Linked DNA regions of Homo sapiens: region 1 is linked to region 2. The links are chromatin loops, found by intact Hi-C in ENCODE. Cell type or tissue: ascending aorta. All regions are shown on one strand.

Region 1 (8,000 bases), 250 kb before region 2:
GGGTGTGAAAGTCTCCCACTTTTATTGTGTAGGAGTCTCTTCGTAGGTCTCTAAGAACTTGCTTTATGAACCTGGGTATATATTTAGGAAAAATATTTAGGATAGTTAGCTCTTCTTGTTTCCCATTAGTTGATGCAGTTTCTTCATTGACCATAGTCGATGGTCTTTACATTTTGGGTTGTTTTTGCAGTGGCTGGTACCGGTTTTTCCTTTCCATATTTAATGCTTCCTTCAGGAATTCTTGTAAGGCAGGCCTGGTGGTGACAAAATCCCTCAGCATTTGCTTGTCTGTAAAGGATTTTATTTCTCCTTCACTTATGAAGCTTAGTTTGGCTGGATATGAAATTTGGGTTGAAAATTCTTTTCTTTAAGAATGTTGAATATTGACCATCACTCTCTTCTGGCTTGTAGGGTTTCTGCAGAGAGATCAGCTGTTAGTCTGATGGGCTTCCCTTTGTGGGTAACCCGACCTTTCTCTCTGGCTGCCCTTAACAGTTTTTCCTTCATTTCAACCTTGGTGAATCTGACAATTATGTGCCTTGGGGTTGCTCTTCTAAGGAGTATCTTTGTGGTGTTCTCTGTATTTCCTGAATTTGAATGTTGGCCTCTCTTGCTAGGTTCGGGAAGTTCTCCTGGATTACATCCTGAAGTGTGTTTTCCAACTTGGTTCCTTTCTCCCCATCACTTTCAGGTACACCAATCAAACGTAGGTTTGGTCTTTTCATATAGTCCCATATTTCTTGGAGGCTTGGTTCGTTCCTTTTTATTCTTTTTTCTCTAATCTTGTCTTCATGCTTTATTTCATTAAGTTGATCTTCAATCTCTGATATCCTTTGTTCTGCTTGATTGATTCGGCTATTGATACTTGCGTATGCTTCACGAAGTTCTCGTGCTGTGTTTTTCAGTTCCATCAGGTCATTTATGTTCTTTTCTAAACTAGTTATTCTAGTTAGCAATTCCTCTAACCTTTTATCAAGGTTCTTAGCTTCCTTGCATTGGGTTATAACATGCTCCTTTAGCTTGGAGAAGTTTGTTATTTCCCACCTTCTGAAGCCTACTTCTGTCAATTCATCAAACTTATTCTCCATCCAGTTTTGTTCCCTTGCTGGCCAGGTGTTGTGATCCTCTGGAGGAGAAGAGGCATTCTGGTTTTTGGAATTTTCAGCCTTTTTGTGCTGGTTTTTCCTCATCTCCATGGATTTATCTACCTTTGGTCTTTGCTGTTGGTGACCTTTGGATGGAGTTTTTGCATGGTCATCCTTTTTGTTAATGTTGATGCTATTGCTTTCTTTTTGTTAGTTTTCCTTCTGTCAGGCCCCTCTTCTGTAGGTCTGCTGGAGTTTGCTGGGGTTCCACTCCAGACCCTGTTTGCCTGGGTATCACCAGTGGAGGCTGCAGAACAGCAAAGATTGCTGTCTGTTCCTTCCTCTGGAAGCTTCGTCCCAGAGGGGCACCTGCCAGATGCCAGCCAGTGCTTTCCTGTATGACGTGTCTGTCCACCCCTGCTGGGAGGTGTCTCCTTTTCGGGAGGCACGGGGTTCAGGGACCCACTTGAGGAGGCAGTCTGACCCTTAGCAGAGCTCTAGCACTGTGCTGGGAGATCCACTGCTCTCTTCAGAGCCAGCAGGCAGGAACGCTTAAGGGCGCCCACAGCTCCCCATTCCCCCAGGTGCTCCGTCCCAGAGAGATGGGACTTTTAGCTATAAGCCCCTGACTGGGGCTGCTGCCTTTCTTTCAGAGATGTCCTGCCCAGAGAGGAGGAATCTAGAGAGGCAGTCTGGCTATAGCGGCTTTGCTGAGCTGCGGTGGGTCCGAACTTCCAGGCGGCTTTGTTTACACTGTGTGAGGAAAACCGACTACTCAAGCCTCAGTAATGGCGGGCGCCCCTTCCCCCACCAAGCTCGGGCACCCCTCCCCCCACCAAGCTCGAGCATCTCAGGTTGACTTCAGACTGTGAAGTCTGACTGTGCTGGCAGCAAGAATTTCAAGCCAGTGGATCTTAGCTTGCTGGGCTCTTTGGGGGTGGGATCTGCTGAGCAAGACCACTTGGCTCCCTGGCTTCAGCCCCCCTTCCAGGGGAGTGAACGGTTCTGTCTCACTGGCGTTCCAGGTGCCACTAGGACAAGAAAAAAGCTCCTCCAGTTAGCTCAGTGTCTGCCCAAATGGCCGCCCAGTTTTGTGCTTGAAACCCAGGGCCTTGGTGGTGTAGGCACCTGAGGGAATCTCCTGGTCTGCGGATTGCGAAGACCATGGGAAAAGCACAGTGTCTGAGCTGGATAGCACCATCCCTCACAGCATGGTCCCTCATGGCTTCCCTTGGCTAGGAAAGGAAGTTCCCCGACCCCTTGCGCTTCCCAGGTGAGGCGACACTCCACCCTGCTTCTGCTCACCCTCTGGGGGCTGCACCCACTATCTAACCAGTCTCAGTGAGATGAACCGGGTACCTTAGTTGGAAATGCACAAATCACTGACCTTTTGCGTTGGTCTCGTTGGAAGCTGCAGACTGGAGCTGCTCCTATTCAGCCATCTTGCCCAGGAATAATCAACACTTCCCTTTTCTTTAAATAGAAGTTGTTTGGGAGACTGATAATAAATAGAGATGCATTGTATAATTACATCTAATATACAATATGTGACTTTTCATCACAACTTCTTATTAATCCCCTAATAGGGTCCCCAAAAAGCATCTTGAATGACTCTAATGAAACAATATTATGCTAGTCAGAACTAGATTTTAAATCAGAATTAATACTTTATTTTATTTGCTGACTGTATTAATGGGAAAATGACAAGAATAGTTAGTATATTTCTAGAGGAAATCAAGCTGAGATAGAACATTTTATTATTACAGAATTTTATTCTAGAGCAAACACATTTGAGATTAAAACTTAAATTATACATCACACTTTTGTAAATGTAAAACAGAAGATAGAGACAGAAAAGCTAGTTCATTTCAGATTCATATGCCGAAATGGAGATTTTATGTTTAATATTGCTGAGGTTTTGTGATTAAGCCTTAAACGTACAGGGGTGGCTATTTTAAGGCTCTACAGAATGTTAACTTCTGCACTTGATGTTAGCCAAAAGGCCAAGAAGTGATCAGAATGTCAACTTCTGTACATTCCCTTGGTAAAATTTCACTGCAGATAAAATGAGAAAAGCAGTTAAAAACAAAACCATGCAAGCAAACAAAGAGAAAATCTAGGAAACATAAAAAAGAACCCGGTGAAAAGTTACTTTTTTTTGATGCATTGTTGTCTTCATGCGTTTGACAATGAAAGATACTACTAATAGAACCTAATGTTCCCTTCTGGCACCCTAGACTCAAATTCCATGTGCAAGACTAGTGTTTGCTCTTATTGCCAGCTATGGCAGTATTCTCCCTAGGGGGCCCTGTCCTCTGGCCCTTCATGGGCACCAGAATCAGGAAAAGAACTCATTGTGCTAACAATAGCAAGATAAAGGAAGACTGGTAAATACATGAGCTGCTGGATATGTGGCCTGGCTTTGTTGTTTTCAGTATGTCACATCCACAGTTTTGTTTTCAATGGAAACGTGTTAACACTGAGTTGAAAGTTAGGGACCTGGGTTTTAAGTCATGGCTCTGACACTAACTGGCTCTATAATCTTAGGCAAGCTGTTTTACCTCTCAGGGTTTTAGACTAGAATAGTCACTAGGTGACCTCTATGAGCACCATTCAGAGACTTGAAGTCAAAGTCAAAAGCAAAGGCAATTGTTTGAACAATGTTATCTTAGATCAAATCACCCCAGCTGATCCCAGATATGTGAGAGGCACTGTAGAAAAGTACTTATTAATGTGCTTCTGGAACCAGACTTCCTCTTATTACCTTTGTGACCAGGGTCAAATTTCTTTTCTGTACCCTCATTTCCTTTTCTATAAAATGGGAATAATAACAGTACCTATCCCACAGGGTTATTATAAGGATTAACTGAAATTATCTATGTACAACCCTAAGAGCATCATCTGTTTATTCCTAATACATGCAGGAAGAGTTAATGAATTAATGAAGCTAGGTACTTTCCAGTAGCAGATGGGTTCAAGAACACAAATAGAATAATAAGGCTTTTAAACAAAGAAGACACTTCCTCCTAAAGTGACACTATTTTACTCCACACTCACACCCCCAGTTATTTTCCAGCAAGATGAATCACTAACTCTATCTAACACCAGAATCACCCGAATGGCTTGTTACAACAAAGGTTGCTGGTCTCAGTCCTACTGATTTAGTAGGTCTGGGATGGGGTAGAAAATTTGCATTTCCAACAAGTTTCCAAGTGTTGTTGATATTGGTGGCCCAGGAATCATACTTTGAGAACTACTGCGCTAAATAAAATCTCCCTGATTTCTCATAGTCAGAGAACTATCAGGACCTGCATAAATTGGGTGCCCGAGGACGACACCATCTCTTATTCCTTGACTCAACAGTACAGCTTGCTAGCCTGTGTATGACTACCAACATACCTGACCACACTTCGAGAACCACCGATCTAGTAAATCGCACTATTTGTTCCCTTCCTCACTATGTTCCAGCCACAATGGCTTTTTTCTGTTCTTAAAACCAGCTAAAGACTCTACCTCACAGTTCCTATAATTTCTAAAATTTACACTTGGAAATCTGCTCTCTTAGATCTTCACATGGCTGGCTCACCTCCTCTTTCAACAATCACCTCTTCTTTATAAGTATGTATATTTATGAAGAAAAACAAGAAGAGGTATTACATTTTATTACCACAGAAATTCATTATGGCGAAAACATATTTGAGATTAGAAACTTTAATTATAAATCACACTTTTTATAAAAAGAACCCCCCATTCCAGCTTATCACCTTGTTTTAGTTCCCTCATATCAATTATCTGATCTGTAAATATATAATTTTTTTCATAAATGTATTTGCTTGCTTGTTTTCTTCCCCCATAGAATGTAAGCTCCACAAGGTTGGAAGTTCTTTTTTAAGTAACTCTAATCCAAACACCTAAAAGACCACTAGGAATATAGTAAGCATTCAATAAATATTTATCAAATGAATGAATAATCCAGAAAGGAGCCATTTGCATCAGACTTCATATCACTGCTCCATGGAGAGTGAAAGTCTCTCTAGTTTTCATGCCTACCAAACTAGTAGAGATCCAGCTTTCCTTCCAGAAGTAATATAATTTTAGTCCTCTTTAATCCTAGTTGTGTGAAGACTCTAAAAGGAAACTAAAGAATGTTCCATAAATGCAGTGTTGCTTTGTACTAATTATCTAAATATAAGTAAACCAACTTCTCAGAGTGACCTAAAACAAAAAATATGCAGGGTTATGCCACTTGCACTGTTGCTTGTTAAGCCAAGAACAAAATGTTACAGAGTGGAATGAGTTCCATCCACTGAAGAAAACAAAGCCGGTTCACTATGTCTTCTTCAATAGTGATGCTGCTGACAGATTTTGTTGTTAACAGGTATTCAGTCTATACCCATTCATGAAAGGGAAGAGTTAATTCCTCTGGGTGAGCAGGAGGAACAGGTCTCATGGTCAACCTTACATTCCAGTTTCCTCTTAGAGATGCACAAAACACATGGGAACAGAATGAAGGTTTTGAGAAGTCCTATATCAAAAAGGCTTTGAATTTGGTTAAGCCATGTTTCCCAATTTTGACCCATCCATGTGAGCAAAATACTGTAGGAAAAGCAAGTTCATGGTCCACAGCATTGACTTGTATGCTTGTTTTGTTTAGTGACAAACTCTTAGTGGGACAGCTAACTAGTGCACAAGTTCAGTAAGACTGTACAAGAATGTGAACCTTCAGTGAAGGAACAATGGGTCATTCATTTTACAAGGTACTTACCATTATCCAGATTTCTAGAACAATATTCTAGCTCTTTAGCCACCACCCCCGCCCCCAACCAAACTGCCTAGAAACCTAATGTGTTTGAATTTCTTCATACCTAGTTTGCAGCTCTTCAATCAAAGTCATTGGAGACAAGGAGTGGTTTTTAAAATTTCCAATGATTTAGCACAGTTTTAGAGGGACATGCATGGAGCCATGAAGAAGGAAGGCAGCCAAATCAATAGTGTCACATCTGAGGTCAATGGGTGACAGATGTCACTGTCAGACACACAAACTGATCATTTGCCTGCTCTTTAGTTTTCCCAGAGAGGGACTTCTAATGAACCCACACGGACTTCAAGGAGTTTTCTCTTTGGAAAGGATCATGGTTTTTCCATAAGAATGCCAAAAGAATTAATCTTTTGTCACTTGTGTTTATTTCTCAAGAGGCTTTTAGTCATTGCTGCTCCACAGCTCTAAGTGACAATAGTGCACAGGATACATTTACTTTTTTTTTTTTAAGGGGAAGCCAGCCTTCAAAACAGTAACATCCTGGACATTTTCCAGAAAGAGAGATTACAAAACTCACACCTGTGGCACTAACAGACATCAGTGTCTCTCTAGTGGTTGCCTGCCAACTTAACTCACCAAATAAACAGGAAGGGAATCTCTCAAGCCTTTATACATGTAGCCAGGACATTGGCTTTTAAATGATGAGACAAGAAATACTAAATAATACCTTTTATTAGCGGAACATAGCTAAAGTCTCAGAAAATTGTAAAGATTATTTTGAGTGTTGTTGGCACCTGAGGCTTGAATTCTGGGAGTTTTGCAAATTCTGCTTGAAGCTAAAGAGACTCTTATTTCAGGTCAGCCAGTGTGGTTATATTGACACATCTAAGGTTTTGTCTGTTCAGTCACATACTCAACAGGTTAAATTGATGGCTCGGTCATTCATTCAAATGTCTGAGGGGACTAAGTCCTGCTGTGCTATGGCAGCTTTAAATATTGATTCAGATACTTAACTCTTCCAAACTATTGTTTTCCATTAATGAATTTGTGTTATTTCCATACATAATAAACGTTACATATCTGATTATGAACAACAGCATCTCTATAAATCACAAAGTTCCCTCGTTTATGGAAAGAAAGGTTGCTAGGATGCTAGTTCCAATAACCAGAATAGCGTGCACATTTAAATATAATTAAGATAGAAAAGTTCAGAGATATGGGGGTGGACATTAGGTCTCATTCCCATTGTTCAACAAAGGATTATTGGCAACTGTCATGCACAAGGAAGGCTGCTGCTGTGCTATGGTAAGTTCCCGCAATTAAGGAGTTGTGAGGGAAAATAACCAGAGGAAAGATAATGATGAGGGGAAATAAGATACAAAAACTATTATAAATGGGACGAGTAAGACTTGAAACTTGTTGCATTTAAACTGGGCCTCAAAATACGTGTAGGAGTTCTGCCTCAAAACATAGGTAAAAATAAGAGGTTGGATGGTCCTGGTAGAGAGTATTATAAAAGCAATGGCAGTGGAAAAGGACAGATAGGAGCACCTGTGTGGGGGTGAGGAGGGGATGGGATGAGGGGTATATTAAATGTGTGTGTGTTTAGCTGAAACATAAGTACTAGCAAGGGAGTTGTTAGGGACAGGTGAAACTCAAATGATGAACTGCAGCCAAATCATGGAGGGCTTTGAATGCTAGATTAAAGAGAGAGTTGGCAGACAATGGGGAGACACCAAAGGCTTTTGAGGAGGAGAGTGATATTCGTTTAATGAATTAGAAGATGTATCTGGTAGTGATGTGGAGGGTGATGGGAGTTTAATGAAGACTAAGGCAGGAAGACTACTACCTGGTTGTCGTTGCAGAGAAAATATCATGGAAAAAAAATTGAAATGTAATCCCACAGCAATTAAAGTAGAACCTGAACTCCTAACATGCAAATGTCACTATCACCTCTTCCTATTTAGTATCCTCTATGTAGATGACTTATGAAGACCTAAATCAAAAACATAATGCTTTGCCAGGTTATTCTTTAGAATACAAAAGAGATCAATCAAATTCATAAAAAGCACAATTTTATTGTATATGTTTTACTGCTTGGATCGTCAATAACAGAGGGCATATAAAAAAACAAAATCAAGCATCTTTACTAGACT
Region 2 (8,000 bases):
ACCTATTTGTGTGACCCAGGAGGGTAAAAATAAAGGATTACAGATGCAGAGAGATCTGCTGTAGGACCACAATTGGTGAGGTGCTTGGTTCATAATCAGTGGACAAAGAGTCCTTACCGAGAGCAGTGGCTCCTTTCCTGTGTTAGTTTCTGCCAGGCCAATGACCCTGAAGCCTGAAGGAAAGGTTTTTGCTTGTTTTTAAACCACTGTTTACATTAACTAGAGCAAAATGCTGAAAAAAACATCAAGAATTAAGACGGGCCAAAATAACCACAATAAAGTCAAATGTAAGACATATCAGGGACAAACTTTCATTTTTTGCAGAAAAGATTATCAATCTTTTACATGTACTTCTAACTGGATATGACATGCAGATTAACCTGGCCTGAGGATGATGAAACCCAACCTTACATTCAAAATAATATCAATACATTTTCAAGTCTATTTATACGTTCTAAACAGAAGTAATTCATATTACAATGGCCTCCTTATTCTGCTTTTCCACTTTTTAGTTTTTATTTTTATGGAGACAGAGCCTCGCTCTGTCACCCAGGCTGGAGTGCAGTGGCATGATCTCGGCTCACTGCAACCTCTGCCTCCCGGGTTCAAGCCATTCTCCTGCCTCAAGCCTCCTGAGTAGCTGGGATTACAGGCACCTGCCACCATGCCCTGCTAATTTTTGTATTTTCAGTAGGGACTGGGTTTTTCCATGTTGGCCAGGCTGGTCTCGAACTCCTGACCTCAGGTGATCCACCCACCTCAGCCTCCCAAAGTGCTGGGATTACAGGCGTGAGCCACCGTGCCTGACCCCCTTCCACTTTTTAAACAACAGTAATGAAACTTATTAAGTAGGGGGCTTCAATCTGGAAACTCCTTATCTGTTCTGCTGCTTCTCCTGCCAACAGTCTCCCCAGCTCCCCACCAATTTCTTAACCACAGGGCTTCTGCACATGCTATTGTCATTTCCTTTGCCTGAATGCCCTTCACTGTCCTTATTTGCCTTGTAATTGCTTAATACATTTTTAATATCTTTCCCAAGGTTGGGCGCAGTGGCTCATGCCTGTAATCCCAGCACTTTGGGAGGCCAAGGCAGTCGGATCACCTGAGTTCGGGAGTTTGAGACCAGCCTGACCAATATGGAGAAACCCAATCTGTACTAAAAATACAAAATTAGCCAGGCGTGGTGGCACATGCCTGTAATCCCAGCTACTCGGGAGGCTGAGGCAGGAGAATCGCTTGAACCTGGGAGGCGGAGGTTGCCGTGAGCTGAGATTGCGCCATTGCACTCTAGCCTGGGCAATAAGAGTGAAACTATATATATCTTTCCCGATAGCATGAAAGCTCCCTAAGACCAAACCATGTCTGTCTTGTTCACCACTGTACTCATGATGCCTTGCACAGTACCTCACACTTAGTAGGCTGCCAACAAATGTTAACTTGAATCAGACCCTTAAGACTCAGCTCAAACATCATCTTCTTTGGGAAGGTGTCCCTGAGCCTCTGACACTCCGATAGTTACCTCTTTCATGTGCTTCAAAGGCTTCCTGTTCATATCTGTTATAGTGCAGTGCAGTTCTTTAATGGTCTGTCTCTCCCAGTAGGCTCTGAAGTTCTAAAAGGCGGAAACTGTGTCATCTTCATCCTTCTTACTCATGACACTCTGTATCACCTAGTGTACTCTAAGGAGCTGAAGAAATGTCTACTGGGCAGATTACTGAACCATGTTTGCGCTTGGAGGGCCCTCAGCTATGGACCACACCTATGGCACAAACAGGAATTACGCATTGGCTAAACAGGTCATGTCTTTCTGAAGCACCCATTTTGACTCAATTTTTCAGGAGAGGAGACATTTATATAAATTGTGTTTGTGTGTGTGTGTATGTAGTGAGTTGAATTCAAAATATACACTAAACTTTAAGTAAGTAAAACGGGAACTTCAACAAAGCAAAGTTACCATGGGGCTCCTTGAGCACCCTGTTTGGGAGCATGTATTCCCTCTTCTCTGCTGTCCTTTGGTAGCTTGCCACCTTAGGAGTAGAGAAGTCACACCTCCATGATTAAAAAGAAAGTCAGCCGGGCACGGTGGCTCACGCCTGTAATCCCAGCTCTTTGGGAGGCCAAGGCAGGCGGATCACCTAAGCTCAGGAGTTTGAGAGCAGCCTGACCAACACGGAGAAACCCCATCTCTACTAAAAATGCAGAATTAGCTGGGCGTGGTGGTGGGTCCCTGTAATCCCAGCTACTTGGGAGGCTGAGGCAGGAGAATCGCTTGAACCCGGGAGGTGGAGATTGCGGTGAGCTGAGATTGCACCTTTGCACTCCAGCCTGGGCAACAAGAGGGAAACTCTGTCTCAGAATTAAAAAAAAAAGAAAGTTAATGACAATGACAAAGCTAGAATTAAAGCTGTTTTCAGATATCTGGTGTTCTTTTCATTCTACTGCCCAAGTTAGCTGTCTCCTTGCACCTATAGCATGGTCAAATGCATCCTAATGCACTCTCAATAAATATGTTCAGATACAAATTCCATTCAGCATATTAAATTTAGGCCGAAGGGGAGAAGGTCAAAAGGAGTCATAGTCTGGAGATATCTTCAGTAATAGGTGTATGGCATGTTTATAGATTTCATATTTAAATTTACTTTATAGGTAGCTTTCCTAGCATATGTGCTCCTATTCTATGATGGTGGTTCATTCAAATCCTACCCACCCCGTCTAATGTTCTCAGTGTGTACCTTTACTTTTAAAGGGCATCATTTAAAGAGGATGGAAGAAATACAGTGTGGGTACTATATTTTGTCCTGAGGACAAAATGCTAGGTATGACGCAAGGACTTAAGACTATCGTCCCAACAGTGCCCTGCTGCTGCACAAAAACACCTAGCATTTGTCTAGGGATTTTCATTTACAACAAAGCTTTGACACACATGATCTTATTCACTCCCCACAACAACTCTAAACTAGTTCGGGAACCTGAAAATAGCACTCAATTCAATTGCTAGCTGTATGTAAGTGTTTTGGTTATAGAACCTAACAATCCCCTAGGGATTAAGCGGTGGGCGCCTGCTGCTTCAACAACCCTGCAGCAAGGGAATAAAGGAACAACTGTATTTCTTCGGTCACAACGTAATCACGACAACAGAAAGCACTCACTCTTTCCACTCTGACCCACACACAGTCTGTCGAGGCAATTAATCAGCACTCCCGGTGGTTTTCCTATAGGATGCCAGTTCCCTTGCCAATCAAGTCTTTCCACAGACTGTAGCAGGACCACACCCCCGGAGAGGCCTCAGGGAGGGAAGGTGCTGTGGCCCACAGAAGTGAAAGCTGATACTCAGGTTGACCCGCCAGTGAAACTTACAGGCGGATCTTCCCGGGCCTCAGTTTCCCCATCTCTAAAATGGGCTACCCTTCCTTTCTCTTGACTAGTTCCCTCCCTGTTCTCGCTGGGCCACTAGGAAGTGAAATCAGTGCCTAACCGCAGCTGAAAGTGCTCTGTTAGGCTCCAGTCACCGCGCCGGGCATGCTCAGTAGCTGGGGCCGGCTCGGCTGCGGGAGTAGGAAGCAGCTTTGCGCGCCCGGGCGGCCGATGCGGGCACTTTGAAGAATCACGTGTGTTGAGGCCCTCTTAAAGAGATAGGCACCTACTTTTCCCTCCACCCTAAACACCGCCCTGAGGGCGGCGGCGACCGTGGTAATTGCAACTGCTCAGGGGCAGGGCTTGCCCCAGCGCCGAGTAGTGGCAACGGCGTGGTTGCGTCGGGGGTGCCTGGGAGCCTGGAGTCCCGGGGGCCTGAAATCGGCAGCTTCCCGGGCAGACACTCTCTCCCTCAGGAAGAGGTGCCGCCGAGTCAGCGCGGGGCAGTGTGAGCGCCCCGAGGTGCTTTCTCAGTTGAGGAGAGGTGGGGTTACAGGGCACAGGTGACAGGGCCGGAGAAAGATGGAGCAGCCCGGGGCGGCGGCGTCGGGAGCGGGAGGCGGCAGCGAGGAACCCGGTGGGGGCCGGAGCAACAAGCGGAGCGCGGGGAACCGGGCCGCCAATGAAGAGGAAACGAAAAACAAACCCAAATTGGTGAGTGCTCCCGCAGCCCCCGCCGGCCTTAGGGACAGGGAGAGCCCCGGGATCCTCCTGCCATTGAACACGGGGGCACCCGGGGCCCCCTCCCAAGGATGACCGCGACCTCGCTGTGCAACTCGGGGAGCCGCTAAAGGAGTGGCCACGCCGAGGCGCGGAGACGGCGTGGGGGCGGAAGAGCACCCCCTTCTCTACTTAACCCCTTTCTCACTCTTGTCAGCCCGGGAGGCGGTGCGGGAAGGAGAAAGGCCCAGCCCCAACTTGGGGACACCCCGAGTACTGGGTAGGGCTGTTGTTTGTCTAACTTGTGGGCGCAAACCTTTGCGCGATTCCATTCTCCTCCCACTTCTTGTTAGTTGCTGTTTTGCCTCCTAACGCGTAGGGTCCGGGGCAGGGGAACCTCCCTCCTTTTTATTCCAAGTCCTTGGGAGCCCACCTACAGCTTCGCAAATCAAGAAGAACACTATTTATGCTCCCAGTCTTTCTACTTTACCAGAAATCTCAGGAAGAGGCGCCTACGTGCCTTTTTCCTCCTCCTTGCCTCTCTCCATGTGCTCTCCCAAGAAATGTTTCTTTGGAAGGGTGGGGGCGCGTGGGAGTTTGAGGCTGGGTGAGGTACCACCAACTGTCGAGTGTGTGTAATAGGCATAGTCATACAGTACTTCCACTTAGTTGATTAAGAACGCTCAAAAGCAGTAGGCACAAACTGTGCAAATCTCACCGTGCTGATAGTGTGAACCGATGGTAGCAGTCCATTTCCTGCCACTGAATGTGCAGAGGAATGAAATCGATGAGGCCTGGTATTGCATTGGGAAATACTGGAGTTTCCTCAGCTCATCAGAAGGGTTCCGCTTTTTGTAAACTTTCTAATTTGGGTGGTGTGAGGGGAAAGGGTTTTCCTGTACAAATTCAGCAGATACTCCTTAGAGCTGTATTCTTAGTCCAGATCCGAAGCACAAGCCACATGTTGAATGTATAGATTTCAGCTTTAACTACCAACTTGATTATAATAGACAAGGAGAGGGTGACATATAAATAAAGCCGTTTCTTATGGCATCTGGCCATTTGGTTTGGATCCAGTACAAAACTGTGGTTTAATCAGTGATTAAAAATTTAAGTAAAAAGTTAACTGATAGTTTCCACAAATGGTTTGGTACGTCTAGCAAGAATCTGCCACTTTTAAGAAGTATGCTTTCGAGAAAAAAAAAAACACTTATCTCTGTTAGTAGTAACACCTTGATTATATTCTTCTCTTCCCTTTAGCCATTTGTCCTGATTCATCTTTTATGTTTTACTTGCTTTGACAAGGTAACTAGATAGTTATGAGATCGTATCATTTTCAGTTCCTAGCTAACTTCACTGTTCCGGTTCCTAGCTAACTTCACTGTTCCGTGTTGAACATAGCTTGATACGGTAGAACAAGATTTGAATCCAAGAGTTTGTTAATATTAACATGAATTTTCTTTTTTTGCTCAAACATAACTTTTGAGCCTTACGTGATTTTACAAGCAGATGTGTCAGAGTTAACAAAAACAAATTTAGGAAGACATTGTGGCACATTTTAAGGCAAGCAAGTTGACCAAACAGTAAGATTTAGTAAGCTTTTCAGGAAAGAATTCATCTGGGATTCTTAGAAGTTTGCTAGTAAGATACAACTTTACTTAGATGAAATTTTTTTATTTTGAGTATTATGTTAATAATCTCTGAACTAGTCCTTAATTTGTGTGTGTATATGAGTGTAAAGGAGTTGTGGTATGGGATTATAAAAGAGAGCCATATGGTGATAGAAATTATTTGTGTAGGTGATCTTGGGGCATAGGGGTTCTTAAACTCCTGAAATTGTATGAAAATATTTGAGTGTATATGGGTACATTTATTTTTCTGGGCCCCATGGCTTTCATCAGTTTTTCAAAGGCATCCATTACCTATAGAAGAGTAAGAACTATGGCATTACAAAAGATAGAAAGTAAAGGAAAGAATAGTTGATTCCACTCTAAGTTACTGAGTAGGGAAGAAGGGGAAATGGCATTGACCACACAGGTGATTGATATTGAAACGAATTCTTCTAGTGGTAAAAAAGAAGTTAACTACTCAATGTCTACATAGATTAAAATTTCCGCTACAGAGGAAAATTAATTCAGTCGCTCCAGTATAATGGATTCATAAGGTATAAGGCTTGTGTAGTTTGGTTGTTTTCATTTAGTTCCTCAGAATTCTGGAAAAATGGAAATGGAACACATATTTTCTTTTCTTTTTTTTTTTTTGGGACGAAGTCTCGCTCTGTTGCCATGGCTGGAGTCCAGTGGCGCGATCTTGGCTCACTGCAACCTCTGCCTCCCGGGTTCAAGTGATTCTCCTGCCTCAGCCTCCTGAGTAGCTGGGATTACAGGCACGTGCCACCACACCCAGCTAATTTTTGTATTTTTAGTAGAGACGGGATTTCACCATGTTGGTCAGCCTGGAAAGCAGATTTTCTATAGAGAGGAACTGCTTTCATTTATATCCTCAACTTTTTAATGAGTATTAGTGAGAAATTTTTCAGAGTGGCATTTCAACACTATAATGATTTCTATTTAAGATTACTTAAATAAAAATTTAATGGAATTCACTTCAGTTTTTTTCATATAAGCATCCTCATAATGACCCTTTTGTTTTGATTCTTTTAAAATAAGGCATTCCTGTCTTGGACTCATCACATTTTGAATAATGCATTAGTAGTAGAGTTTTGGATTTTATGTAACTATTTTGGTTAGGCCCAGATTGCAACATGTCATCAAACAGCATGAATCTTAGATTAATTTGTAATTTGATGTCAACCATGGAATGCATTTTGTTAAATTGAGTAGAAGAGAAAGCTCTATAAATGTTGTGAAGGAACTACATCTTGAATCCTACTTATTTAAGGCAGTGACTTAACCATTAAGAGAGGCCAATGTTGATGCAGAACACCGCACCCCACACCACACGGTAGTGTAGAGTGACCTAACAGTATTTGATGTTTTTGCATTTTTGACTTTGTGTTCCTGCATAATTTCTGAAGCCTTTGGTTCTTCAAACAGTAAAGTCAAATTAGTTAATTTTTCTGGTTATTATGTAACTTCCTATTTGGTTATTTGTTTACAACTGGATAAATTATGTTTTTATTTATTTATTTATTTTGAGACGGAGTCTCGCTCTGTTGCCCAGGCTGGAGTGCAGTGGTGTGATCTCGGCCCACTGCAACCTCTGCCTCCTGGGTGCAAGCGATTCTCCTGCCTCAGCCTCCCTAGCAGCTGGGATTACAGGTGTGCACCACCAGGCCCAGCTAATCTTTTTTGTATTTTTGTAGAGACGGGGTTTCACCATATTGGCCAGGCTGGTCTTGAATTCTTGACCTCAAGTGATCCACCCACCTCCACCTCCCAAAGTGCTAGGATTACAGGCTTGAGCCACTGCACCCAGTCTTGATTTTTAATGATAAGGTATGAGCAACAATGATTTCATTTATGCAATACAGGTTTACTGAGTACCTACTGTGTGCTAGGCATAATTCTAAGGGTTGGTGATACAAAGATACTTGTAGTCTACTGAGACAGACAGGGAAGTTAATTAATGCTTAAAATGCAATGTGAGCCAGACGTGGTAGCTTGTGCCTATAATCCCAGCTACACAGGCTGCTAAGGCAGGAGGATTTCTTGAGCTCAGGAGTTTGAAGCTGCAGTGAGCTGTGACTATACCACTGTATTACAGCCTTGGCGACAGAGAACCCATCTCTTTAAGGAAAAAAAAAAAAGCAGTGTGATAAGTTGCTATAGGAATATGCATGGTTGGGGGTGGTCATGGAGAGGCATCTACGTAGAATTGCATGCTTGAGTAAGAAAAGGCTTATCGCAGTAGGTGACATTTGCAGCTGAAGGCTGAAGAAAATAGGTGAGGGAAAGGCATTCTAG

The links. Peaks named below come from ENCODE experiments on the same cell type or tissue, not always from the same donor. Only the 100,000 strongest peaks of a DNase experiment are listed, where the experiment ranks them.
Region 1: it touches region 2 in a loop (3-fold over the local background); 5 of 110 quality-filtered maps call a loop at or near these places.

Annotation. Positions count from the first base shown.
Region 1 is chrX:96,427,511-96,435,510 of GRCh38, forward strand. LOC107985714 (a long non-coding RNA gene) reads right to left here. Exons shown (of 3, transcript XR_001755917.2): 3 at 761-2,583. Among named protein-coding and RNA genes, the nearest start is that of DIAPH2, 250 kb to the right of the region's middle. In ascending aorta, no CTCF peak of the experiment used is centred here; no DNase peak of the experiment used is centred here; H3K27ac peaks cover 1,898 bases.
Region 2 is chrX:96,681,123-96,689,122 of GRCh38, forward strand. It overlaps DIAPH2 (diaphanous related formin 2), which reads left to right and starts at 3,720. Exons shown (of 27, transcript NM_006729.5): 1 at 3,720-4,068. The coding sequence starts at 3,937. RefSeq lists enhancers at 3,508-4,223, 4,224-4,937. In ascending aorta, CTCF peaks have their summits at 3,771 and 3,997; DNase peaks (open chromatin) are centred at 3,619, 4,259 and 4,659; H3K4me3 peaks cover 3,127 bases; H3K27ac peaks cover 2,100 bases; H3K27me3 peaks cover 908 bases.